Linked DNA regions of Homo sapiens: region 1 is linked to region 2. A link is an interaction called in ENCODE POLR2A ChIA-PET data of the cell type or tissue named here. Cell type or tissue: B cell. All regions are shown on one strand. Each heading gives the region's core, and the rest is flanking DNA. Links, peaks and the distances in the headings are about the cores only.

Region 1 (16,553 bases), core at 6,014-14,013, 87 kb after region 2:
AGCCTGAAACACGTGTGTGCAAAACTCCTGGGCCAGCGATTCCGCTTCCTTTCTCCCCAAGAACTATAGTACTTGGCACACTGGCAACGCTACCAATGTCAGCCTGTTCCTCCCAGTATGGGTTTTCAACTGAAATGTCCATCTGTACAGGATGGCACAAAGAAAGTGACTCCGTCCTAAAATGACGAGGGAGATCCATGCCTGGTGATTGGCCAGTCAGTCACAAAACAGTAGGAATTGATGCCAGCTTGACTTAAAGTAATGAAATCTGTGCATAGAAACACTGCTGGAAGGAGACACACCAAAATGTCAACAGGAGTTCTCTTTCAGGGAGTGAGATTATGAACGATTCTTGTTTTCTTCTTCTTCTTTTTTTTTTGAGATGGAGTATCACTCTGTTGCCCAGGCTGGAGTGCAGTGGCGAGTTCTTGGCTCACTGCAACCTCTGCCTTCCAGGTTCAAGTGATTCTCCTGCCTCAGCCTCCCAAGTAGCTGGGATTACAGGTGCCCACCACCATGCCTGGCTAATTTTTGTATTTTTAGCAGAGATGGGGTTTCACTGTGTTGGCCAGGCTGGTTTCGAACTCCTGACCTCAGGTGATCCGCCTGCCTCAGCCTCCCAAAGTGCTGGGATTACAGGTGTGAGCCACTGTGCCCGGCCCTGTTTTGTTTTCTTGTTTTTTTTATTCATTTTTATTTTTATTTTTATTTATTTATTTTTGAGACGGAGTCTCGCTCTGTCGCCCAGGCTGGAGTGCAGTGGCGCGATCTTGGCTAACTGCAAGCTCCGCCTCCCAGGTTCACGCCATTCTCCTGCCTCAGCCTCCCGAGTAGCTGGGACTACAGGCGCATGCCACCACGCCCGGCTAATTTTTTGTATTTTTAGTAGAGGTGGGGTTTCACTGCGTTAGCCAAGATGGTCTCGATTTCCTGACCTCATGATCTGCCCGCCTCTGCCTCCCAAAGTGCTGGGATTACAGGTGTGAGCCACTGTGCCCGGCCCTGTTTTGTTTTCTTGTTTTTTTAATTTATTTTTATTTTTATTTTTATTTATTTATTTTTGAGACGGAGTCTCGCTCTGTCGCCCAGGCTGGAGTGCAGTGGCGCGATCTCGGCTAACTGCAAGCTCCGCCTCCCAGGTTCACACCATTCTCCTGCCTCAGCCTCCCGAGTAGCTGGGACTACAGGCGCATGCCACCACGCCCGGCTAATTTTTTGTATTTTTAGTAGAGGTGGGGTTTCACTGCGTTAGCCAAGATGGTCTCGATTTCCTGACCTCATGATCCGCCCGCCTCTGCCTCCCAAAGTGCTGGGATTACGGGTGTGAGCCACCGCGCCTGACCTTCTTCTTTTTTTTAAAGAAATGGTCTCATTCTGTCCCCTAGGCTGGAGTGCAGTAGCATGATGTTGGCTCACTACAGCCTCGACCTCCTGGGCTCAAGTGACCCTCCTGCCTCAGCCTCCCCAGTAGGTGGGACTACAGGTGTGCACCATCACACCCAGCTCATTTTTTTTTTTTTTTTTTTTTGAGATGGAGTCTTGGTCTGTTGCCCAGGCTGGAATGCAGTGGCGCCATCTCGGTTCACTGCAACCTCTGCCTCCTGGGTTCAAGCGATTCTCCTGCCTCAGCCTCCTGAGTAGCTGGGATTACAGGTATGTGCCACCACGCCAGGTTAATTTTTGTATTTTTAGTAGGGACGGGGTTTCACCATGTTGGGCAGGCTGGTCTTGAACTCCTGACCTCGTGATCTGCCCGCCTCAGCCTCCTAAAGTGCTATGATTACAGGCGTGAACCACTGCACCTGGCCTGATTTTTAAAATTTTTCGTAAAGAGGAAGTCTCACTATGTTGCCCAAGCTGGTCTTGAAATCTTGGGCTCAGCTGGACGCAGTGGCTCATGCCTGTAATCCCAGCACTTTGGGAGGCCGACGTGGGCGGATCACGAGGTCAGGAGATCGAAACTATCCTGGCTAACACGGTGAAAACTCGTCTCTACTAAAAATACAAAAAAATTAACCGGGCGTGGTGGCGGGTGCCTGTAATCCCAGCTACTCTGAGGCTGAGGCAGGAAAATGGCGTGAACCCAGGAGGCAGAGCTTGCAGTCAGCTGAGATTGCACCACTGCACTCCAGCCTGGGCGACAGAGCAAGACTCTGTCTCAAAAAAAAAAAAAAAAGAAAAGAAAGGAAATCTTGGGCTCAAGTGATCCTCCTGTCTCAGCTTCCCAAAGTGCTGGGATTATGGGCAAGAGCTACTGTGCCCGGCCCACCTGTATGGTTTTCTGTTGTGTGTCTATTTTCTCCCCACCCCTCCCCACAAATCAGTAGGTATTAGTGGTTTGCAAAGAGCAGGCTTTGGGTACATGCAGATGTTGGCATGTATGACAAATGCTCCAGGCTGCACGGATGAGATCGTGCCCTTATGTATGCTCTGTGCTGTGTGCGGCTACGTATCAATGAGTGAAAGCAGAACCCTACAGAAGACCAGAAGGAAGGTGGGAGCTCTGAGCAGACCTTAATGGTATGAGCATCCTGCCCAGCACTTACCCCATATTCCACACCGCATCCCCGCTCCCTGCCCTGCCCACACCTGTAATTGATGTTTCTCCGAGAGTTTATGTCCCAGCTCTGGATGGCAGCCCACATGCGTTCCTCCACCTCCTCACGCTGGGGCTCACAGACGCCCCAGGCCTCGGGTCCATCAAACATGATGTGGGAGAGGACGCCGCAGGCATTGTAGGAAACCTCGATCCCATCGGCCTTGCTCTCCAACAGGTTGCTGCCAGGAGAAAGACAGAAAAATGGAGTCCCACTCCCCCAGTTTCTCTTCAGATACCAGCGGCAGGACCCCAACTTAAAACCAGAAGCAAGAGGTGCTACTTATTTCTTTATCCCATATCGTCTATATACCCAGACTACTTCTAAAGGGATTTGAGGTCATTTAAGATATAATTACAGGCTGGGCGCAGTGGCTCACGCCTGTAATCCCAGCACTTTGGGAGGTCAAGGCAGGTGGATCACGAGGTCCGGAGATCGAGACCATCCTGGCTAACATGGTGAAACCCCATCTCTACTAAAAATACAAAAAAATTAGCTGGGCGTGGTGGCAGGCGCCTGTAGTCTCAGCTACTCGGGAGGCTGAGGCAGGAGAATGGCGTGAACCCGGGAGGCAGAGCTTGCAGTGAGCCTAGATTGTGCCACTGCACTTCAGCCTGGGTGACAGAGCAAGACTCCATCTCAAAAAAAAAAAAAAAGATATAATTACAAAAGGACCACTTACGAAGGATTGAATGAATAAGAAACCACATTATCGAGGGAAAATGACATTTATAGCAAACCTAGGCTAAGAGCAGTTGTGCAACTGAGCAAACGCTAGAGCTCTGAGCATTGTGGCAGCTAAGGCAAAAAGGGAAAGGATTAAAAATACCAACCTGAAGACGCTGATGAACTGGGAAGTCATTAGTTGAGGCCTCAGCTCCTTCACTTCTGCCACATTCCCCAAAAGTCCTAGCATATTCCTATGCAGTTCCTGCTTCTCTGGGAATTCCTGGGAAAAGGAGAGCCAATGGGCCGCATCAATTAGTACTTAATGACTTAGTATCTGGTATTGTTAACCAAAAAGCTTCATGGGCATCTGGCCATGCCAACTAGACAAAGAGGGGGCATATATGCTGCCCTCCTACCCTCCAATGCTCCTAGGTCAGTGCTGGGTACACACACTAAGGAATTAAAGGGGTGGGATTGCTTGCCACAAAGACAAAGGTTGATTAGAGATCTGACCTATGGGACAGACGTGGTTCTGTTCACCAAAGCTCAAAATACTAGTTTAAGGGACCCTCCTAGAAATTAAAGCAGGAAAACAGAGCATGTGTTTAAGGATGAACAGACCCGCTGTCCAGCTCGTAGCGTAGTGGGCTCTGGCCAGCTGTGGGCAGCCTGAGAACAACGGCCGAGGAGACAGGGAGGGGCTTTCCCTGGGAGTGGGGGCTCTCAGGAGGCCCCACCAGGCCATCTGGGTCTGGAGCTTCTGTCAGCAGCAAATCCTGGGTGGGTGGGCCTGAGTCTGTCCCCACTGCCCTTCTCCAGGAAGCATGGGTGAGGGGTGCTGCGGATTTGGTTGGTGGGGAGCCTAGGGACAGAAGAGGGGCCATGTGGGCAGCTGAGGCAGCTGCTGCTGCAGGAGGTGGACACTACCTTCAGGCAGTCCAGGAAGAGCTTCATGCCGTTGAAATTGAGGAACATCTCGCAGTTGTCAGGAGTTTCATCTGTGATGTTCCACAGGGCACTCCAGGAGAACTCCATGACCTGGTCACACTGTGAGGGCAGGGCAGGGCTCAGCCAAGGCTCCTGGTACCCGGGGAGGGGGGCCCCTGACAAAACACAGACCTCCCCCAGGGGCAGCCCAGGCCCCTTGCGAGGTGGGGAAAGGGTAGCGTGGCTTCGTGAAGACTTGACTTACTGTCTTGTCCAGCAGCTTCTTCTGAATCAGCTTCAGCATGGTCTGCAGGCAGGGACAAGAGTCTGCTAGAGTGCTGGGGCTGAAGAACTCCCACCCCCACGAACCCAAGATGGAGGGGAGGCTCAGCAACGCCATGGCTAGTTCAGGAGTCTTGACGAGATCAAGTCTCCCTATATTTGGGGGAGGCTATTTGAAGGCATCCACGCCTCAGCCCCTTGGTATTGGCATTAGCAGGCCCGGGTGCCGTTCCTGGCCCTCGGGTGACTCCCCTGTGACTTTGGGCACAGCCCTTCCCGCTGGGGCTTGAGCTTCGCTGCCATCAAATGAGACCAGAAGCTCTTGAGCTCCTTTGTCATTCTTTCCTTCCTTTCACCAGTGATATTTATCATCTCCCCACTGGCCTCCAGGGCCCATGCCAAGAAGTGCTGGGGACACAATGACGGAAGGACAGCATGGCATCTTTCCCTACAGAGCTTATGAAAGCAGGATGAGCGCAGGGACTGGGACAGGATGACAGCATGCTCTAGGTGGAAGAAATCTATGAGGGCATCAGCAACATTCAGCATTAAGAAATTCTTCCTTTGGTCTAGCCTAAATCCCTCATGCTTCAGCACACTCTCCCTCTCCGACTCCCAGCCCCAGGCCCTGCTCTGAGACTCTCGCTCAGGGTAGAGGGGTGGGGGAGAGCAGTGAGGCTCAGGAGGAAGGGGGCAGCGCCCCCCACACGTACCACGACAAAGCCCATCTTGCCCACGGCCTCCTTGTGGTCGTTGTCTACCTGGCAGACCAGGGCATTGCACAGGTGCACGGCGATCCGCTGGATAGACTCGTCCTGCCGCGTGGGGTTGAGGATGCTGAGCAGGAGCTCGTTGACCCGGCGGTACTGGAATTCCAGCTCCTCGGGGATGCTGAAGTTGCAGAGCGTCAGGCAGCAGTTCCGCTGCACCTGGGCCGGGACAGGACACAAGTGGGGCACATTCAGGGTCAGACTCAGGAGCAGGGCTCTAGGAACTATCTAGAGGTATGAGCTCATCCAGAGTTGTGGCAGTCCAGCCCGGTTTTCTGGAAGAGGAGGCTATACAAGTCTTCTCTAAAAAATGTTTTTTAAAAATGTGAAATATTCATACAGAAGAATGCATAAAACACAAATGTATAGTTTTATAAATGACATAAAGTGAACTCAATGTAACCACCACCTGGGTCAAGAAACAGAACACTGTCAGCACCCCGAAGTCCCCACTGTCCCTTCCTGATCATAAGACCCTTAGCCCTTCGACCCCCCTAGAGAGAACCACTACAATATCTCTGCTTTTCTTTTTCTTTCTTTTTTTTTTTTGAGATGGAGTGCTGCTCTGTCGCCCAGGCTGGAGTGCAGTGGACCTATCTCGGCTCACTGCAACCTTCACCTCCCTGGTTCAAACAATTCTCCTGCCTCAGCCTCCTGAGTAGCTGGGATTACAGGCGTGCCACCATGCCCGGCTAATTTTTGTATTTTTAGTAGAGATGGGGTTTCCCCATGTTGGCCAGGCTGGTCTTGTACTCCTAGCCTCAAGTGATCTGCCTGCCTTGGCCTCCCAAAGTGTTGGGATTACAGGTGTGAGCCACTGCGCCCAGCCTTCTTTTATTTATTTATTTTTTTTGAGACAGGGTCTTGCTCTGCTACTCAGGCTGGAGCACAGTGGCACCATCATGGCTCACTGCAGCATCAACCTCTGGGGCTCAAGTGATCCTCCCTCCTCAGCATCCTGAGTAGCTGGTACTACAGCTGTGTGCCACCATATGCGCAGCTATTTTGTTTTTTGTAGAGATGGGGTCTCACTATGTTGTCCAGGCTGGCCTCTACTTCCTGGGTTCAAGAGATCCTCCTACCTCAGCCTCCCAGAGTTCTGGGATTCTAGGCATGAGCAACTGCACCTGGCCCCTGCTTTCTTTAATTTTATTTAGTTTTTGAGACAGGGTCTCACTCTGTCACCCAGGCTGGAGTGTGGAGGCACAATGTCAGCTCACTGCAACCTCCCCCTCCCGGGCTCAAGTGATCCTCCCACCTCAGCCTCCCTAGTAGCTGGGATTACAGGCGCCTCCAATGGCCCCTGCTTTTTTTTTTTTTTTTTTTTTTTGAGATGGAGTCTCACTCTGTCGCCCAGGGTGGAGTGCAGTGGCGTGATCTCAGCTCACTGCAACCCCTGCCTGTGGCGTTCAAGCAATTTTCTACCTCAGCCTCCTGAGTAGCTAGGATTACAGGCAACTGCCACCACGCCCAGCTAATTTTTTGTATTTTTAGTAGAGATGGGGTTTCACCGTCTTGGCCAGGATGGTCTTGAACTTCTGACCTCGTGATCCACCCACCTCGGCCTCCCAAAGTGCTGGGATTACAGGCATGAGCCACTGTGCCCAGCATTTTGTTTTGAGATGGAGTCTCGCTCTGTTGCCAAGCTGGAGTCCAGTGGTGCAATCTTGCAGTGGCTCACTGCAACCTCTGCCTCGCGGGTCCAAGCGATTCTCCTGCCTCAGCCTCCCAAGTAGCTGGGATTATAGGTGCGTGCTACCATGCCCAGCTAATTTTTTTGTATTTTTAGTAGAGACAGGGTTTTACCATGTTGGCCAAGATGGTCTTGATCTCATGATCCACCAGCCTCAGCCTCCCAAAGTGCTGGGATTACAGATGTGAGCCACCGTGCAGGGCCTTTTTTTTTTTTTGGATGGAGTTTCACTCTTGTTGCCAAGGCTGGAATGCAATGGCGTGATCTCAGCTCACTGCAACCTCTGCCTCCCAGGTTCAAGTGATTCTTCTGCCTCAGCCTCCCAAGTAGCTGCGATTACAGGCTCCAGCCACCATGCCTGGCTAATTTTTGTATTTTTAGTAGAGACAGGGTTTCGTCATGTTGGCCAGGCTGGTCTGGAACTCCTGACCTCAGGTGATCCACCTGCCTCAGCCTCCCAAAGTGCTGGGATTACAGGCATGAGCCACCATGCCTGGCTGGCCCCCGCTTTTTATAGAGATATTCTATAGGTTTGCAAGATTAACTGTTGTTATACGTAGCTGAAATGCATTCATTTTTCATTACAGTATAGTATTCCATCATGACACCCCAATTTTTTCATCCATTCTACTGCTGATGGATGTCTGGGTGACTCTAAGAGTTGGCTACTGTGAGCCATGTATTATACCTGCATCCTGGTGACCATAAGCATGGGTTTCTTTAGGGCACACATGCCTGGTATGACTTCTGGGTCACAAGATGTACATGTCTTCAACCTTTTTAGGTAACACTAGACTGTTTTCCGCAGTGGCTTTAGCAGTTTACACTCCTACCAGCAGTGTAGGAGCTCTCCAGTTGCTCTACATCCTCAGTTTTCTTTGTACTGTCTGCAGGTTTATTTGCTTATTGATTTGTTTGGGTTTTTTTTTTTTTTTTTTTGAGACAGTGTCTGATTCTGTTGCCCAGGCTGGACCATAGCTCATTGCAGCCTCAAAATCCTGGGCTGAAGCAATCCTCCTACTTCAGCCTCCTGAGTAGCTGGGACTACAGGCGCACATCACCACATCTGGCCAATTAAAAAAAAATTTTTTTTTTGAGATGGAGTCTCATTTACTCTTATCACCCAGGCTGGAGTGCAGTGGCATGATCCTGGCTCGCTGCAACCACCTTCCAGTGCAAGCGATTCTCCCGTCTCAGCCTCCCAAGTAGCTGGGATTACAGGCACCCACCATCATGCCTGGCTAATTTTTGTATTTTAGTAGAGACAGGGTTTCACCATGTTGGCCAGGCTGGTCTTGAACTCCTGACCTCAGATGATCCACCCGCCTCAGCCTCCCAAAGTGCTGGGATTATAGGTGTGAGCCACCTTGCCTGGCCTTTTATTTATTTTTAAGACGCGGTCTCTCTGTTGCCCAGCCTGGAGTACAGTGGTGCCATCATAGCTCACTGCAGCCTCGAACTCCTGGGCTCAAGAAATTTTTCACACCTCAGCTTCCAAGGTGGCTGGGATTTCTGGGTATGTGCCATCACACCCCGCCTTTTTTTCAGTTTAAATTTTATTTTATTTATTTATTTTTTGAGACAGAGTCTCACTTTGTCACCCAGGCTGGAGTGCACTGGCACCATCTTGGTTCACTGCAACCTCTACCTTCTGGGTTCAAGCAATCCTCCTGCCTCAGCCTCCCTAGTAGCTGGGATTACAGGCACACACCACCACGCCCGGCTAATTTTTGTATTTTTGGTAGAGATGGAGTTTCGCCATGTTGGCCAGGATGGTCCAGAACTCCTTGCCTCAAGTGATCCATCTGCCTCAGCCTCCCAAAGTGTGAGGATTACAGGCATGAGCCACTGTGCCCGGCCTTTTTCAAAAAAATTTTACAAGTGAGGATATATCTTTTTCCTCTAAGAACAGTTCTAATTGCAGAATGGCTAGGTCAAAAGATAGATGCATTTAGAATTTTGGCAGGTTCTGCTGGTTGCCCTTCACAAAGGTTGCACGATTCATCCCTTACCAGTAGACAGGGTGTGAGGGTGCTCTTCCCTATCTTTGCAACACTGGGTATCACCAAGCTCTTGAGATGAAATGTGACTTCCTCTTATTTTGATTTCCATTTCTGTGACAGATTTATTAATTCATTTGGGAGTCTCCAACTAGTCTTCTTTTTCTCTCTTCTTTTCCTTTTTTTTTTTTTTTTTTTTAAGACAGGGTCTCCTCTGTTGCCCAGGCTAGAGTGCAGTGGTAGAATCTTAGTTCACTGACTGCAGCCTCCACTTCCCAGGCTCAAGCAATCATCCCACCTCGGCCTCCGAGTAGCTGGGGCTACAGACGCATAGCACCACACCCAGCTAATTAAAAAAAAATTTTTTTTTTTTGAGACAGAGTTTCACTCTCGTCACCCAGGTTGGAGTGCAATGGTACCATCTCGGCTCACTGCAACCTCTGCCTCCTGGGTTCAAGAGATTCTCCTGCCTCAGCCTCCTGAGTAGCTGGGATTACAGGTGCCCACCGGCACACTCAGCTAATTTTTGTATTTTAAGTAGAGACCGGGTTTCACCATGTTGGCCAGGCTGGTCTTGAATTCCTGACCTCAGGTGATCCACCCACCTTGGCCTCCCAAAGTGCTGGGATTATAGGCATGAGCCACTGCGCCGGCCTAAAAAAATTTTTTTGTAGAGAAGGGGCAGGTGGGCAGGTCACTTGAGGCTAGGAGGAGTTCCAGACCAGCCTGGCCAACATGGTGAAATCTTGTCTCTATTAAAAATACAAAAATTAGCCAGGCGTGGTGGCATGCTCCTGTAGTCCCAGCTACTCAGGACACTGAGGCAGGAGAATCGCTTGAACCTGGGAGGTAGAGGTTGTAGTGAGCCGAGATCACACCACTACACTCCAGCCTGAGCAACAGAGACTCTGTCTCAAAAAAAAAGAAAAGAAAAAATATACACACACACATACTGCCCCTGAAATTCTACAACTCTACTTACAGAAATGTATTATAAGGATAACTAATTAAGTATAATTAACAAAGCATTGCTTGAGAGAGCAAAAGATGAAACAGCAACCTAAATTATTTGGCCCTGGGGGCTGTTTCACACACTGGGCAGAGCCTTGACCTTGGCCACTCCCTCCAAGCTCCAGCAGAGTCCTCCACACAGTGGCCTCTCCCTGGATGAGGACACTGAACATATGCTGGTGTCAGCAGTCATGAAAGTGAGCCTTAACACCAGCTGCATCTAGAGGAGGAGAGGTGAGATTGTAAGTGGCTTTCGCTCTATTTAATACATTCTTGTATCACTTGAATTTTTTCATCTTTTAAGCATTTAGGTATCTTTTTTTTGTTTTTGGTTTTGTTTTGACACAGAGTCTTGCTTCGTCACCCAGACTGGAGTGCAGTGGCACGATCTCAGCTCACTGAAATCTCCACCTCCCGAGTTTAAGCAATTCTCCTGCCTTAGCCTCCGGAGTGGAGTAGCTGGGACTACAGGCACCCGCCAGTATGCCCGGCTAATTTTTGTAGTTTTAGTAGAGATAGGGTTTCACCATGTTGGCCAGGCTGGTCTGGAACTCCTGATCTTAAGTGATCTGCCTTCCTCGGCCCTCCAAAGTGCTGAGATTACAGGTGAGGGCCACCACACCTGGCTTAAGCATTAGATATCTTTTGTAATCAGAAAAGAAACATTATTAAACAATTTTTGGGCCTAGTGCAATGGCTCATGCTTATAATCCCAGCACTTTGGGAAACCAAGGCAGGAGGATCACTTGAGCTAGGGGATAGCAAGGGCAACACAGCGAGACCCCGTCACCACATACACACAGACACACACAAATACAAATTAGCTGACTGTGGGCCGGGCATGGTGGCTCATGCCTATAATCCCAGCACTTTGGGAGGCCGACGCAGGCGGATCATGAGGTCAGGAGATTGAGACCATCCTGGCTAACACAGTGAAACCCCGTCTCCACTAAAAATACAAAAACTTAGCGTGGCAGGGTGGCGGGCGCCTGTAGTCCCAGCTACTCGGGAGGCTGAGGCAGAATAGCGTGAACCTGGGAGGTGGAGCTTGCAGTGAGCCGAGATCGTGCCACTTAACTCCAGCCTGGGTGACAGAGCGAGACTCTGTCTCAAAAAAAAAAAAAAAAAAATTAGTTGGGTGTGGTGGTACATGCCTTGTTGTCCCAGCTACTGGGGAGGCTGAGTTGGGAGGCTTGCTTGAGCCTGAGAGGTGGAGGCCACAGTGAGCTGTGATCATGCCGCTATACTCCAGCCTTGGCAACAAAGTGAGACCCTGTGTATTTGTTTTTGTTTTTCTTTGTGACAGAGTCTCCCTCTGTCACCCAGGCTGGAGTTCGGTGGCTTGATCTCAGCTCACTGCAACCTCTACCTCCTGGGTTCCAGCAATTCTCCTGCCTCAGCCTCCCAGGTAGCTGGGACTACAGGCGCCTGCCACCATGCCCAGCTAATTTGTGTATTTTTAGTAGAGACAGGGTTTCACCACGTTGGCCAGGCTGGTCTCGAACTCCTGACTTCAGGTGATCCGCCTGCCTCAGCCTCCCAAAGTGCTGGGATTACAGGTGTGAGCCACCGTGGCCAGCTAATTTTTGTATTTTTTAGTAGAGATGGGGTTTCGCCATGTTGGCCAGGCTGGTCTCAAACTCCTGACCTCATGATCTGCCTGCCTCAGCCTCCCAAAGTGCTGGGATTACAGGCGTGAGCCACCACGCCCAGCCTGAGACCCTGTCTTAATTAAAATATATATATATATATTGTGGCTGAGCACGGTGGCTCACGCCTGTAATCCCAGCACTTTGGGAGGCCGAGGCAGGTGGATCACCTGAGCTCAGGAGTTCGAGACCAGCCTGGCCAACATGGCGAAACCCTGTCTCTACTAAAAATACAAATATTAGCCTGGCATGGTGGCACGTGCCTGTAGTCCCAGCCACTAGGGGGGCTGAGGCAGGAGGATCACTTGAACTCAGGAGGCAGAGATTGCAGTGAGCCAAGATTGTGCACTGCACTCCAGCCTGGGCGACAGAGTAAGACTCCATCTCGAAAAAATAAATAAATAAAAATTATTGTTTGATCCTTTCGTAGTTTATAAGAGTGATGATTAGGTCTTCATGCTCATGTGTGAAATGTGCCTCCCTCAAACCATGTTAGGACGTTGGCATATTGCCCATCTGAAATGAAAAAAAGTTTTTGTTATATAAATATGTTGGCTGGGTGTGGTGGCACATGCTTGTAATCCCAGCACTTTGGGAGGCTGAGGCAGGTGGATCACCTGAGGTCAGGAGTTCAACACCAGACTGACCAACATGGCAAAACCCCGTCTCTACTAAAAATACATAAATTAGGCAGGTGTGGTGGCATGCACCTGTAGTCCCAGCTACTTGGGAGGCTGAGGCAGGAGAATCACTTGAACCCGCCACTGCTCTCCAGCTTGGGCAACAGAGCAAGACTCCATCTGAAAAAAAAATTTGTTGGCTGGCCAGGCGCAGTGGCTCACATCTGTAATCCCAGCACTTTGGGAGGCTGAGGCAGGTGGATCACCTGAGGTCAGGAGTTCGAGACCAGCCTGACCAATATGGTAAAATCCCATCTTTACTAAAAATACAAAATTAGCCGGGCATGGTGGCGCATGCCTGTAATCCCAGCTACTCGGGAGGCTGAGACAGGAGAATCACTTGAACCCGGGAGGTGGAAGTTGCAGTGACCCGAGATTGTGCCATTGCACTCCAGCCTGGGCAATAAGAGTGAAACTCCATCTCAAAAAAGAAAAAAATTGTTGGCGGATAAGGGAGATGTTCATATTCATGTGACAACACAGTTGAAGTAAAAATCCACCATATACAAACAGTATGCAGTTTGTGTATCCCATTTACAAAATATGTGTGCATAGGCTAAAATTCACAATTGATATCCCATGTTAATGGTGCCTGTCTCTGGGTAGTGGGTTTATGGGTGATTTTTATTTTCTGTATATCTGTAATTATAACTTTTCTATAATAAAGGCTTTTATTACTTTTATATTAAAAGCAGCTGTTGGTAAGAAATCCCCCAGCAGAGTGTATGGGCAGAAGGGCTGAGGAGACGGCACAGGCAGGGAGAAGGGCAGGGTCCCTGGGCCCCCACCCCCACATGGGGCAGGGAGGAGGATGGAGGGCAGCCAGGAGTGATGGACTGTGGGAAGGGCCAGGTCCCAAGAGTCAGGGAGTGCTGCTGTGGGAAAGGGAGCTGGGACAGATGCAGCCCAGAGCCGGGGGAGCCCTAGCGGGACGCAAGAAGCAGGAAAGGGGTGGCTGGGCCAGAGCATGCGGGGCCGTGGCGGGTGGGGGCTCACCGTCACCTCCTGGTAGGATTCCATGCCATTCAGCACCACCTGGATAACCTGCCGGCGCAGCTTCACACTCTGCTCTGAGCGGTACTCGGAATTTGTTAGGTAGAAGAGAGCGGCGCTGCCTGTCACTTGAATGTTCCTGTCATATTTGTGGCACTTGAGGGCCGTGATGACCAGCTGTATGAAGACAAGGGGGACCTGGGCTGGCAAGTGCAGGGAGAGGCCTGGGCTCTGCAAGGGGCTGGAACAGGCTCTCTGGGGCAAGGTTTAGCCTGGTCTTGCTCTCTAAAGGCAGAAGTGGGGCCTGGGGAGCAGACACCAGGGTGGGGACCAAACAAGGCCAGTGCTGAAGCAAGTCAAGTGCTGTGAGGCCCAGGCTGGGGTTCGGGTCCTGGGGCCCTGGGGACAGGGTGCAGAAGGACACAGGCTCTGGGGACACGGCTCAGCCAAGCCCGGCAACCTCCAGGTGGGGAGGGACAGGAGGCCAAGGCCCCAGGCTTGGAGCTGACCTTCAGGGCCCGCAGCAGCTGGTTGCAACGCTCGATGCGGGCGATGTCAAAAAGCAAGTTGATGGCCCGCGAGGTGATCTCAGGCCGGTGCTCCGTGTAGGCCTCGATGGCATTCAGCACCTGCTCTTCGTTTTTGTCACCACTTACCTGCGGGTGGGACACGCTCAGAACAACCCAGCAGAGGCCAAGGGCTGGGATGCCAGATCCCAGCTCAGTCTCCAGCCCCAGAATCCAGCTCCTTCTCTCTCCCAAGGCTCCCTGGCCCAGACCCATCCCACTTCCACTGCTCACTTTGTAGGCTGGAATGTGCGTGAGGCGGCACAGAGAGTTCTCAAAGAGCCCGAGGAACTGCAGCGGCCTCTTCAGAGCCCGGAAAGGTATGATGCTGCTCTTGGAAGGCTCAATGCTGGGGAAAGAGGGTGCCGGTGTCAGTGGCTTGGGACCCAGGCCTGAGCTGGGCCTCCCCACTGGGGGTGGTGAGGCATTTCCTTGCTTTCTCTTCTAGGCCCTCCAACCTCATCCCCTACTCCTTTTGTTTTTAATGGTAGGGGACATAAGCACCACCTCCTGATGGAAGCATGGCAAAGCCACATAGTAGGGGAACACATAGGATGGGCAATGCAGCCACCTTTAGAAACCACCTGCCATTCTAGTAAGGACATGGCACCTTTAGGTCTCACCAACAATCACAAAGGGACAAGCTCAACTGAACACCATTAAAGCAGGCTGGGGCCAGGGCTTATGGGTGGCCAGTTACAGCTGGTAGGGTTTGGTCAAACTTCTCAACCAACCAATCCAAGAACCGACCTATGTCCAGCAATACTCCATAGGTGGCAGACACTGCCAGCCTTGCCTCTTCCCCCCATGGCACTGTGCTCTGGTCAGGCTGAGTGTTGGGTAGTTCCCCTGTCGCTCCTCATGCTCTCACCTACTGGCCTTTGCAGGTGCTGTTCCCTCTGCTAGAACACGCTTCCTCTGGCAGAGGCAGAATGAGCTTTCAGGACAGCCAGGATGCGTCCCTCCTCCTCCTTCCTTCCTGATCCTCAGGCCACACCGGGGCCCTGGATTGCCCCTACCATAGCCCTTGTAATGACTTGATTGTCCCCACCAGCTCACACAGCCTCCAAGAGGGCAGGACCTGATTTGTTTCTTTATCTCTAGCACCCAGCACAGCACTTGGCAGAGGGGTACTTGGCAAATACTTTCTTTTTTTTTTTTTTTGAGACAAAGTCCCACTTTGTTGCCTAGGCTGGAGTGCAGTGGCGCGATCTCAGCTCACTGCAGGCTCCGCCTCCCGGCTTCAATTCTCATACCTTAGCCTCCCAAGTAGCTGGGACTACAGGTGTCTGCCACCATGTCCAGCTAAATTTTGTATTTTTAGTAGAAATGGGGTTTCACCATGTTGGCCAGGCTGGTCTCTAACTCCTGGCCTCAAGTGATCCGCCCATCTTGGCTTCCCAAAGTGCTGGGATTACAGGCGTGAGCCACTGCGCCAGCCTAAATGCCTGTTGAATGACACCCTACCAGTAGCCATGGAGGCTGGGGCCCCACCTGGTCTGCCCCGCTTCCTCTTCCATCTTGGAGATGCTGCAGTTCTCTAGGATCATGTGGCCAGAGATGTCCAGGGACATTAGGTTCCCCAGCTTCTGCACAAAGAGGCTCAGCACCTCCCGAGTCAGCTTGAACTTGTAGTAGCTGGAGAGGCGGTCTCGGGAGATGTCCAGGTGTCTGAAGATTGGGGTAGGGGGTGCAGGTTAGGAGCTGGGTACAGGGTGGGGCTGCCTTGCAGATCCCAGCTCCTTTAGTCTGTAGCAGGGGAGGGCCCATTCCTGCCACAACTTCCCCAGGGCATTCTGGGAAGAAACCCCAAACAGCCCCAATCCAGCTGAAACACTGGGTTTAAGGAATGGGACTGTGTCTTCATCCCCACCCTCTGCCTAGCCAAGCGCTCCTGAACCCTGAGGGCGTGACAACACCCACCTCTACTCCTCCCCACCTGCCCCCCAAACCCCACCCTGGTGAGCTCTGGGCCAGGAGCTCACCGCAGCTTGTGCAGCTGCACGATGACCCGGATGTGGTCGTCGGACAGGTCCATGTTGTAGAGGACGAGGGACACCAGGCTGTCTTTCCACTGGGTGAGGAAGGCGGCGTCGCTCGTCTGAATGCCTGAGAGGTCCAAGGCAGCCAGGGAGTTAAGCGGCCGCAGCAGGGACTCCACAGGGACCCAATCAATCATGCGGCCCAAGTTGAGGAAGCGGAGGCGGCTGAAGCCCTCGAAGGTGAAATCCTTAACCAGCACCTGGCAGGTGGGGTTGACGAGGTACTCATCTTCACAGCCCCCTGGGTTCTCCTCCTCATAGAAAATGTTTGTACAGCCGAAGAGGCTCAAGGACACCAGGGTGTGGCTGAAGCTCCTCAGTGTCTGCAGGCTCTTGGCGGACAGCTTCTCGCAGTTAGTCAGGTACAGCTCCACCAGGTCCTGGGAGTGGGCACAGCTCCATCATCATCACCACCCTTGCCCCTTCCCCCGGCCCCAGGCCTTGCCCTGGGCTACAGGTGGGTTGGAAAGGGGGATGTGCACAGTCACGGTGCACACTGGCTGGGCTGGGGATGGCTGGGCTGGAGGCGAGCAGCCTGGCCCCTGCTTGGTGTGGGCCCTCCTGGCGCTGTGGCGGGGCAGGTCTCACCTGCTTGCGGATGGCCTCCAGGTCCTGGTCCTGCACCAGGTCCTCACGGAGGTGGATCCGCGTGAGGCGGGTGCTGCGGGGGTCCG
Region 2 (9,151 bases), core at 1-8,000:
ACTCCAGCCTGGGCGACAGAGCGAGACTGTCTCAAAAAAAAAAAAAAAAAGCCTGAACGCGGTGGCTCACACCTGTAATCCCAGCACTTTGGGAGGCCGAGGAAGGAGGACAGCTTAAGCCCAGGAGTTGGAGACCAGCCAGGGCAACACATGGAGACCCCATCTCTACAAGATAATAAATAAATAAACAGCCAGCGTGGTGGCCCGCGCCTGAGGTCCCAGATACTCTGGATGCGCAGGTGGGAGGATCGCTCAGCACCGGGGGCTGAGGCTGCAGTGAGCCGAGATCGCACCACTGCACTCCAGCCTGGGCGACAGAGCGAGACCCTGTTCAAAAAAAAAAACACAAAACAAAACCAAAAAAAGTTGTTTGAAATGCTTAAAAACTACAGTTCACACAAAATCCTTCAAAACGTGGGATCCTTGGAGGTGTTTTGTTTTTCCACTTTTTGTTGTTAAAAAATGGGCCGAAAGTATCCTCTGGGTCAGTTTCTGTGGAATAAACTGTAAAGGCAAACGGTGGGACGCCCGAACCCGCCCGGCAGCCACGGTGGGACGCCCGAACCCGCCCGGCAGCCACGGTGGGACGCCCGAACCCGCCCGGCAGCCGCGCTGCGACCCCGCCTTCCCGCCCGCGTCGCTCCGCGCGGGGCCCGCGCCCTCACCGTCTCCCAGCGGATGCCCTGGACGGCCCTCCACTGCGAGGGCACGGACGCCACACCCAGGGTCTCGTCCTGCAGCGGCCCTGGCCGCCCCGGCCCCGGGCCGCTCGCAACCCCGACTGTCGCCAGCGCCGCAACACCAGCGCTTCCCGCCTGGCTGAGTGGCCCCGGCTGCGCGCGGGTTGCCATGGAGACGGTTCCGCCCTCTCGTGCGGACGCACTCAGGCGCGACCTCCGCCCCTACGCCGCCATGAGCGGAAAACGGGGAATGTGAGGCTGACGGCGCCATGTTTGAATTGGTCGCAGCGCCTCCTGCAAGACCTGGAAGAAAGAAAAGTAACGATTCTTCTCGGCCAGAGAGAGAAGCATGACCGGTTTTGCATACCCTGTCCCCAGAAAAAGCACTCTAAGAGTAGGCGCGCTACTCCTGGGCGAGGAAACTGCGGAAGTGAGGCATTGGTGCCAGGTTCAAAGATGGCGCTGAGCAGCCAAGCGCAGAAGCGAAGAGAGGGCGGCAGCCTGCGGCCGTGGCCGGCCCGCGAGGTCTGGGCCTGGGAGCGCAGATCTGGCTGAGCAGCTGATTCTTCCAGCAGATCCGAGAACCGCGCCACTCGAACAGGCTGTCACCTCGAAGCCAAGTGATCTCCCTTTAATCCTCAGTCTCTGTCTCAATAGAATGATGATGAAAAATATTCCTACGGAGATCCTAAATGTGGTTAAAAAGCTGGGAGGCCCAAATGAGGTCTTCTACAGAAACATGCTTATTAAATCGAAATTAAAAGCAAATAACTAAATAATGTGCCTACTGTGTGTCAGGCAAAGAGCCCAGAACGTCTCTTTCTTATTAAGTTCTCACCCTGAGGAAAGAATTGCTTTTTATACTATATTATGTCGTTCTGCCATTCCGCGCGCCCCACCGGAATTAAAAAAACTGGAGATTCTGACCTGAGGACTAAAAAATAAAAATAAAGAATAAACAAATAGGCCAGGTGCGGTGGCTCACACCTGTAATCCCGGTACTTTGAGAGGCCAAGGCAGGAGGATCGCTTGAAGCCAGGAGTTCGAAACCAGCCTGAGCAACATAGTGAGAGCCCGTCTCTACAAAAAAAATGTTTTAAAACTTAGCTGGGCATGGTGGCACGTGCCTGTAGTCCCACCTACTCGGCAGGCTGAGTGTAAAGATCCCTTGAGTCCAGTAGTTTGAGGCTGCAGTGAGCTATGATTACACCACTACACTACAGCCTGAGTGATAGAGCAAGACCCTATCTCTAAAAAAATAATAATAGGCCAGACGAGATGGCCAGCACTTTGGAAGGCCAAGGCAAGAGGATCACTTGAGCCCAGGAGTTTGAGACCTGCCTGGGCAACACAGCAAGACTCCCTCTCTACAAAAAAAAATTTTTTAATTGGCCAGGCATAGTGGCACACACCTGTAGTCCCAGCTGCTCCGGAGGCCAAGGTGAGAGGATCCCTGGAGTCAGGGAAATTGAGGCTGCAGAGAGCCCTGATTGAACCACGCTGTGCTTTAGCCTGGACAAGAGAGTGAGACCCTGTCTCAAAATAATAATAATAATAACAACAAAATAATAAAAAAATTCTAAAAAATGATCTGGGAAGGATAGATGCTACTTTTTTTTTTTTTTTTTAAGACAGAGTCTCACTCTGTCGCCCAAGGTGGAGTGCAGTGGCGTGATCTCGGCTCACAGCAACCTCCACCTCCCCAGTTCAAGCGATTCTCATGCCTCAGCCTCCCAAGCAGCTGGGATTACAGGCACATGCCACCACACTGGGCTAATTTTTGTATTTTTAGTAGAGAAGGGTTTCACCATGTTGGCCAAGCTGGTCTGGAACTCCTGATCTCAAATGATCTGCCCGCCTCAGCCTGCCAAAGTGCTGGGATTACAGGCGTGGGCCACTGCGCCCAGCCTGTTTGTTTTTTTTTGAGACAGAGTCTCGCTTTGTCGTCCAGGCTGGCGTGCAGTGGCACTATCTTGGCTCACAACAACCTCCACCTCCCAGGCTCAAGTGATTCTCCTGCCTCAGCCTCTCGAGTAGCTGGGATTACAGGCAACCGCCACCACGCCTGGCCAATTTTTTGTATTTTTAGTAGAGATGGGGTTTCACCGTGTTGGCCATGCTGCTTTGAAACTCCTGACCTCAGGTGAGCCACCTCACCTGACCTAATTTTTTTTTTTTTTTTTTTTTTTGAGACAGGGTCTGGCTGTGTCACCAGGCTGGAGTAGTGGTATGATCATGGCTCACTGCAGCCTCAACCTCTCCGGGCTCAGGCCATCCAACCACCTCAGCCTCCTAAGCAGCTGGGACTACAGGCATGCACTACCATCCCCAGCTAATTTTTGTGTTTTTGTAGAGATGGGGGCAGGGGTCTCCCCGTGTTGCCCAGGCTGGTCTCGAACTCCTGGGTTCAAGTGAACTGCTCACTTCTACCTCCCAAAGTGCTGGGAATACAGGCTAAGCCACTCCCCAGGCCAAAGCAGATGGTATTTGAAAACACAATTCAATCCCTTCAGGGCCCAAGATTCCGTCCCTGTACCCACCCTCTCTCCACCCCATGGCCTCTGCCTCCACCTGCTTCAAGCACACCCCTCAGGCCTCAGTTTACCACCACCTAGAAAGGCCCTTCCTCAAATGTAGACTGAAGAAAAAGGGACTTTTTAAAAACTCATTAAGGGGCCGGGCGCGGTGGCTCACAACTGGGAGGCCGAGGCGGGCGGATCACGAGGTCAGGAGATCGAGACCATCCTGGCTAACATGATGAAACCCCATCTCTACTAAAAAATACAAAAATTAGCCGGGCGTGGTGGCGGGCGCCTGTAGTCCCAACTACTCGGGAGGCTGAGCCAGGAGAATGGCATGAACCTGGGAGGTGGAGCTTGCGGTGAGCAGAGATCGCACCACTGCACTCCAGCCTGGGCGACAGAGGGAGACTCCGTCTCAAAAAAAAAAAAAAAAACACACACACAAACTCACTAAGGTCTGGTGTGGTGGCTCATGCCTAAGAGTTCGAGATCAGCCTGGGAAACATAGGGACACCTCGTCTCTAAGACAAAACCTATTTAAAAAATTAGGGCTGGGCGCAGTAGCTCACACCTGTAATCCCAGCACTTTTGGAGGCCGAGGCGGGTGGATCACCTGAGGTCAGGAGTTCGAGACCAGCCTGACCAACATGGTGAAACCCTGTCCTTACTAAAAATACAAAATTAGCGAGGCGTGGTGGCACATGCCTATAATTCCAGCTACTCCGGAGGCTGAGGCAGGAGAATCACTTGAACCTGGGAGGTGGAAGTGGCAGTGAGGCAAGATGGCGCCATTGCACTCCAGCCTGGGCAACAAGAGCAAGACTCTGTCTCAAAAAAAAAAAGTTAGCCAGGTGTAGTGGCATGCATCTATGGCCCAGTTACTCTGGAGGCTTAGTTGGGAGGATCGCTTGGGCCTGTGAGGTCAAGTGCAGTGAGCCATGATTGCGCCACTGTCTTCCAGCATGGGTGCCAGAGTGAGACCCTGTCAAAAAAAAAAAAAAAACCCTCAAAACTCATTATTATTATTATTTTTATTTTATTTTATTTTTGAGACGGAGTCTCGCTCTGTCGCCCAGGCTGGAGTGCAGTGGCACGATCTCGGCTCACTGCAACCTCCGCCTCCCGGGTTCACGCCGTTCTCCTGCCTCGGCCTCCCAAGTAGCTGGGACTACAGGCGCCCGCCACCACCCCCAGCTAAGTTTTTTTGTATTTTTAGTGGAGACAAGGTTTCACCGTGTTAGCCAGAATGGTCCCGATCTCCTGACCTTGTGATCTGCCCACCTCGGCCTCCCAAAGTGCTGGGATTACAGGCATGAGCCACTGTGCCCTGCCTATTATTTCTTTTTTTTTTTAAACAGTCTTGTTCTGTTGCCCAGAGTGGACTGCAGTGGTGTGATCTTGGCTCACTGCAACTGCTGCCTCCCGGGTTCAAGCGATTCTCCTGCCTCAGCCTTCAGAGTAGCGCATGCCACCACGCTCAACTAATTTTTTGTATGTTCAGTAGAGACAGGCTTTCACCATGTTAGCCAGGATGGTCTCGAGTTCCTGACCTCATGATCCGCCCACCTCAGCCTCCCAAAGTACTGGGATTATAGGCATGGGCCACCATGCCTGGCCTGACAAAGCTGTCTAATTTTATTTTTATTTTTTATTTATTTATTTATGTTTTTGAGATGGTGTCACGCTCTGTCATCCAGGCTCAAGTGTAGTGGCACAATCTCGGCTCATTGCAACCTTCACCTCTTGAGTTCAAGTGATTCTCTTGCCTCAGCCTCCCAAGTAGCTGGGACTACAGGCATGCACCACCACACCCGGCTAATTTTTGTATTTTTAGTAGAGACGGGGTTTCACCATATTGGCCAGGCTGGTCTCGAACTCCTGACCTCAGGATCTGCGCACCTCAGCCTCCCAAAGTGCTGGAATTACAGGCAAAAGCCACTGCGCCAGGTCAAAGCTGTTTTAATAATGAGGTTGTTGTGTTGAGCCGGCCGCAATGTTTCACGCCTGTAATCCCAGCAATTTGGGAGGCCAAGGCAGGTGGATCACCTGAGGTCAGGAGTTCCAGACCAGCCTGATGAACATGGTGAAACCCTGTCTCTACTAAAAATACAAAAATTAGCCAGATGTGGTGGTGCATGCCTGTAATCCCAGCTACTCCGGAGACCGAGGCAGGAGAATTGCTACCCCACTGCACTCCAGTCTGGGTAACAGAGTGAGACTCCATCTCAAAAAAAAAAAAAAAAAAACAAAAAGAAAAACCAGCCTGGCATGGTGGCTCACGCCTGTAATCCAGCAATTTGGGAGGCCGAGGTGGGCAGATCACCTGAGGTCAGGAGTTCAAGACCAGCCTGGCCAACATGGTGAAACCTTGTCTCTACAAAAATACAAAAATTATACGGGTGACATAGCGGGTGCCTGTTATCTCAGCTACTCGTGAGTCTGAGGCAGGAGAATCGCTTGAACCCAGGAAGTGGAGGTTGGAGTGAGCCGAGATTGAGCCGTTGCACTCCAGCCTGGGCAATAAGAGTGAAACTCTGTCTCAGAAAAAGACAAACCAAAAAATTAGCCGGGCGTGGTGTCAGGCACCTGTATTCCCAGCTACTTTGGAGGCTCCCATGCATCAGGTCCTAATAACAATCACACTTACTTGATCCTCAGGGGATGAATGTCTGAAAAAAAGCCGGCCGGGCTTGGTGGCTCATGCCTGTAATCCCAGCATTTTGGGAGGCCGAGGTAGGCGGATCACCTGAGGTCAGGAGTTGGAGACCAGCCTAGCCAACATGGTGAAACCCCGTCTCTACTAAAAATACAAAAATTAGCTGGGCGTGGTGGCAGGCGCCTGTAATCCCAGCTACTAGGGAGGCAGAGGCAGAAGAATCACTTGGACCTGGGAGGTGGAGGTTGCTGTGAGCCGAGATTGCACCCCTGCAATCCAGCCTGGCGACAGAGCGAGACTCCATCTCAAAAAAAAAAAAGAAACCCCATCTCTACTAAACATACAAAAAATTAGCTGGGCATGGTTGCATGTGCCTGTAGTCCCAGCTACTTTGGAGGCTGAGGCAGGAGAATCACTTGAACCTGGGAGGCGGAGGTTGCAGTGAGCCGAGATTGCGCCATTGCACTCCAGCCTGGGCAACAGCGCGAGACTCCGTCTTGGGGAAAAAAAAAAAGAGCCTGAAACCTGAAGGGGGCTCAATCAATGGTGGCCATAATGAAAGCGCCATCTGCCCATGCTCTTTGTGTTGAGAGGCTGGTGTGCCCTACAGATGGATACTGGACATAAAGCAGCAGGATATTCATAATTCCAAAACACAAGTGTTACAGTCTTGGGTGTTTTGTTTTGTTTTATTTGAGATGGAGTTTTGCTCTTGTTGCCCAGGCTGGAGTGCAATGGCGCGATCTCGGCTCACTGCAACCTACTTCCTGGGTTCAAGCAATTCTCCCTGCCTCAGCCTCCCGAGTAGCTGGGATTACAGGCACCCGCCACCATTCATGGCTAATTTATTTATTTATTTTTTTGCAGGCAGAGTCTCACTCTATCCCCCAGGCTGGAGTGTAGTGGCACGATCTTGGCTCACTGCAACCTTCACCTCCTAGGTTCAAGTGATCCTCCTGCTTCAGCCTACAGAGTAGCTGGGATTACAGACAACTGCCACCATGCTGGGCTAATTTTTGTAGGTTTCACCATGTTAGCCAGGCTGGTCTCGAGCTCCTGACCTCGGGTGATCCACCTGCCTTGGCCTCCCAAAGTGCTGGGACTACAGGAGTGAGCCACTGCACCCAGCCTTTTTTTTCTTTTGAGACGGAGTTTCTGCCTCACAGGTTCAAGCATTTCTCATGTCTCAGTCTCCTGAGTAGCTGGGACTACAGGCGTGGGCCACCACACCTGGCTAATTTTTGTATATTTGGTAGAGATGGGGTTTGGCCAGGCTGGTCTCAAACTCCTGACCTCAGGTGATCCGCCTGCCTCAGCCTCCCAAAGTGCTAGGATTACAGGCGTGAGCCACGGCGCCCGGCCCCAATTCATTCTTAATGATCCAGATTGAACCTCTCTGATCTCTGCCAGTGGATTATTTATTTATCTATCATGTTTTTTTTTCATTCTAGTAACTACAAATAGGAAACCAGAGGGGGAGCCCCAGGCTGGGACAAACAATGGCCACCCCCTCCTTGACATTACAGTGGAACAACGTGGCCCCTACATCCTTTATGGTCAATTCAGGCCCCACTCCTTCCTCTTCTTCTGCTGCAGTGTAGGGACCTCAAACTCCTCCTGCTTTGTTTCCTGTACCCCAAAGGGGATTGTCTGACCTAGTGCAGGGACTAGGGAAGGAGAGGAAGGAAGAAAAGTGAGTGTGAGCTCCATGGAGTGACAAAGACACAGGCTGGGCTGGGGACATTTTTGAGAATAAGCACCCCCGCAGATGGCCATACCTGCTACTGCCAGGACAGTGGAGGAGGGTGTGCTAGGATGAGATGGGGCTTGGGCTCCTTTTAATCTGCAAGTAGATGTATTTGTTCCATTTTCTGTAGCCCAATTAGGTTTTGTTCATATCTATTATAGTTTTTTTCTTTTTTTTTTTTTTTTTTTTTGAGACAGGGTATCACTCTTGTCACCCAAGCTGGAATGCAGTGGCACCATCATGGCACACTGCAGCCTCAACATCCAGTGCTCAAGTGATCTCCCAGCTCAGCCTCCCTAGTAGCTGGGACTACAGGTACACGCCATCATGCCCAGTTAATTTTTTGTATTTTTTGTAGAGAGTGGGTTTCACCCTGTGGCCAAGGCTGTCTTGACCTCCTGGGCTCAAGCGATTCGTCTGCCTCGGCCTTTCAAAAACCTGGAATTACAAGTGTGAGCTACTGCACCCAGGCTTTTTTTTTTTTTTTTTTTTTTGAGACGGAGTTTTGCTCTTCTTGCCCAGGCTGGAGTGCAATGGCGTGGTCTTGGCTCACCGCAAACTTCACCTCCCCGGTACAAGCGATTCTCCTGCCTCAGCCTCCCGAATAGCTGGGATTACAGGTGGCCGCCACCACACCTGGCTAATTTTTTTTTGTATTTTTAGTAAAAACAGGGTTTCACCATGTTAGCTAGGTTTGTCTTGAACCTCTAACCTCAGGTGATCAGCCTTCCAAAGTGCTGGGATTACAGGCGTGAGCCACCACGCCCAGCCTGTTTAGCATATCCTTCCCCGATGGTCACAATGCCTCCTCCCCACGTCCTTGATGTCTCTGTTCAAAAGCCAACTCATTAGGGAAATATTACCTTATTTTGTGTATTTTGTTCAAAGCACTGATTACAATCACTGCTGCCTCACATATATTAGACACTCTATAAGTATTGTTTAAATGAATGAATATGGTTCTGTGTAGGCAATTGTTCTAAATATGTCAATACCAGTATTTCATTTTTCTTTTTTTTTTTTAGACAGAGTCTTGCTCTGTCACCCACACTGGGGTGAAGTGTCGCGATCCTGGCTCACTTCAACCTCTGCCTTGTGGGTTCAAGCAATTCTCCAGTCTCAGCCTCCCAAGTAGCTCGCTTTACAGGTGCCTGCCACCACGCCCAACTAATTTTTGTATTATTAGTAGAGACAGGGTTTCACCATGTTGGCCAGGCTGGTCACGAACTCCTGACCTCAGGTGATCCACCCGCCTCAGCCTCCCAAAGTGCTGGGATTACAGGCGTGAGCCACCGTGCCCCACCAGTATTTCGTTTTTCAACATTATACATGCAGCACCAATTCTGTTGAAAAAAACGTTGGCCAGGTGAAGTAGCTCACACCTGTAATCCCAGCACTTTGGAAGGCCTAAGGGTGGAGGAGCACTTGAGCTCAGGAGTTCAAGACCAGCCTGGGCAACATAGCAAGATCCCATCTCTTTTTTAACAAAAATAAAAATAAAAACAAGAAAAATATAACACATAAACAGTTATTTGGGTAAAATTAT

The links. Peaks named below come from ENCODE experiments on the same cell type or tissue, not always from the same donor. Only the 100,000 strongest peaks of a DNase experiment are listed, where the experiment ranks them.
Region 1: POLR2A ChIA-PET joins it to region 2 with 7 read pairs; 4 of 35 experiments call an interaction of 5 or more read pairs at or near these places.

What each region holds. Positions count from the first base shown.
Region 1 is chr9:128,737,342-128,753,894 of GRCh38, forward strand. It overlaps ZER1 (zyg-11 related cell cycle regulator), which reads right to left. Exons shown (of 16, transcript NM_006336.4): 3 at 16,468-16,553; 4 at 15,823-16,259; 5 at 15,332-15,508; 6 at 14,072-14,186; 7 at 13,781-13,927; 8 at 13,275-13,448; 9 at 5,189-5,404; 10 at 4,459-4,500; 11 at 4,194-4,313; 12 at 3,431-3,546; 13 at 2,590-2,778. It overlaps LOC124902340 (small nucleolar RNA U13), which reads left to right and starts at 12,017; the gene lies at 12,017-12,120. In B cell, for the core only: no CTCF peak of the experiment used is centred there; no DNase peak of the experiment used is centred there.
Region 2 is chr9:128,655,876-128,665,026 of GRCh38, forward strand. It overlaps DYNC2I2 (dynein 2 intermediate chain 2), which reads right to left and starts at 972. Exons shown (of 9, transcript NM_052844.4): 1 at 666-972. The coding sequence starts at 851. It also overlaps the pseudogene HMGA1P4. RefSeq lists enhancers at 384-1,028, 1,002-1,211, 1,029-1,672 and a silencer at 492-821. In B cell, for the core only: no CTCF peak of the experiment used is centred there; DNase peaks (open chromatin) are centred at 246 and 1,016; H3K4me3 peaks cover 1,648 bases; H3K27ac peaks cover 1,539 bases.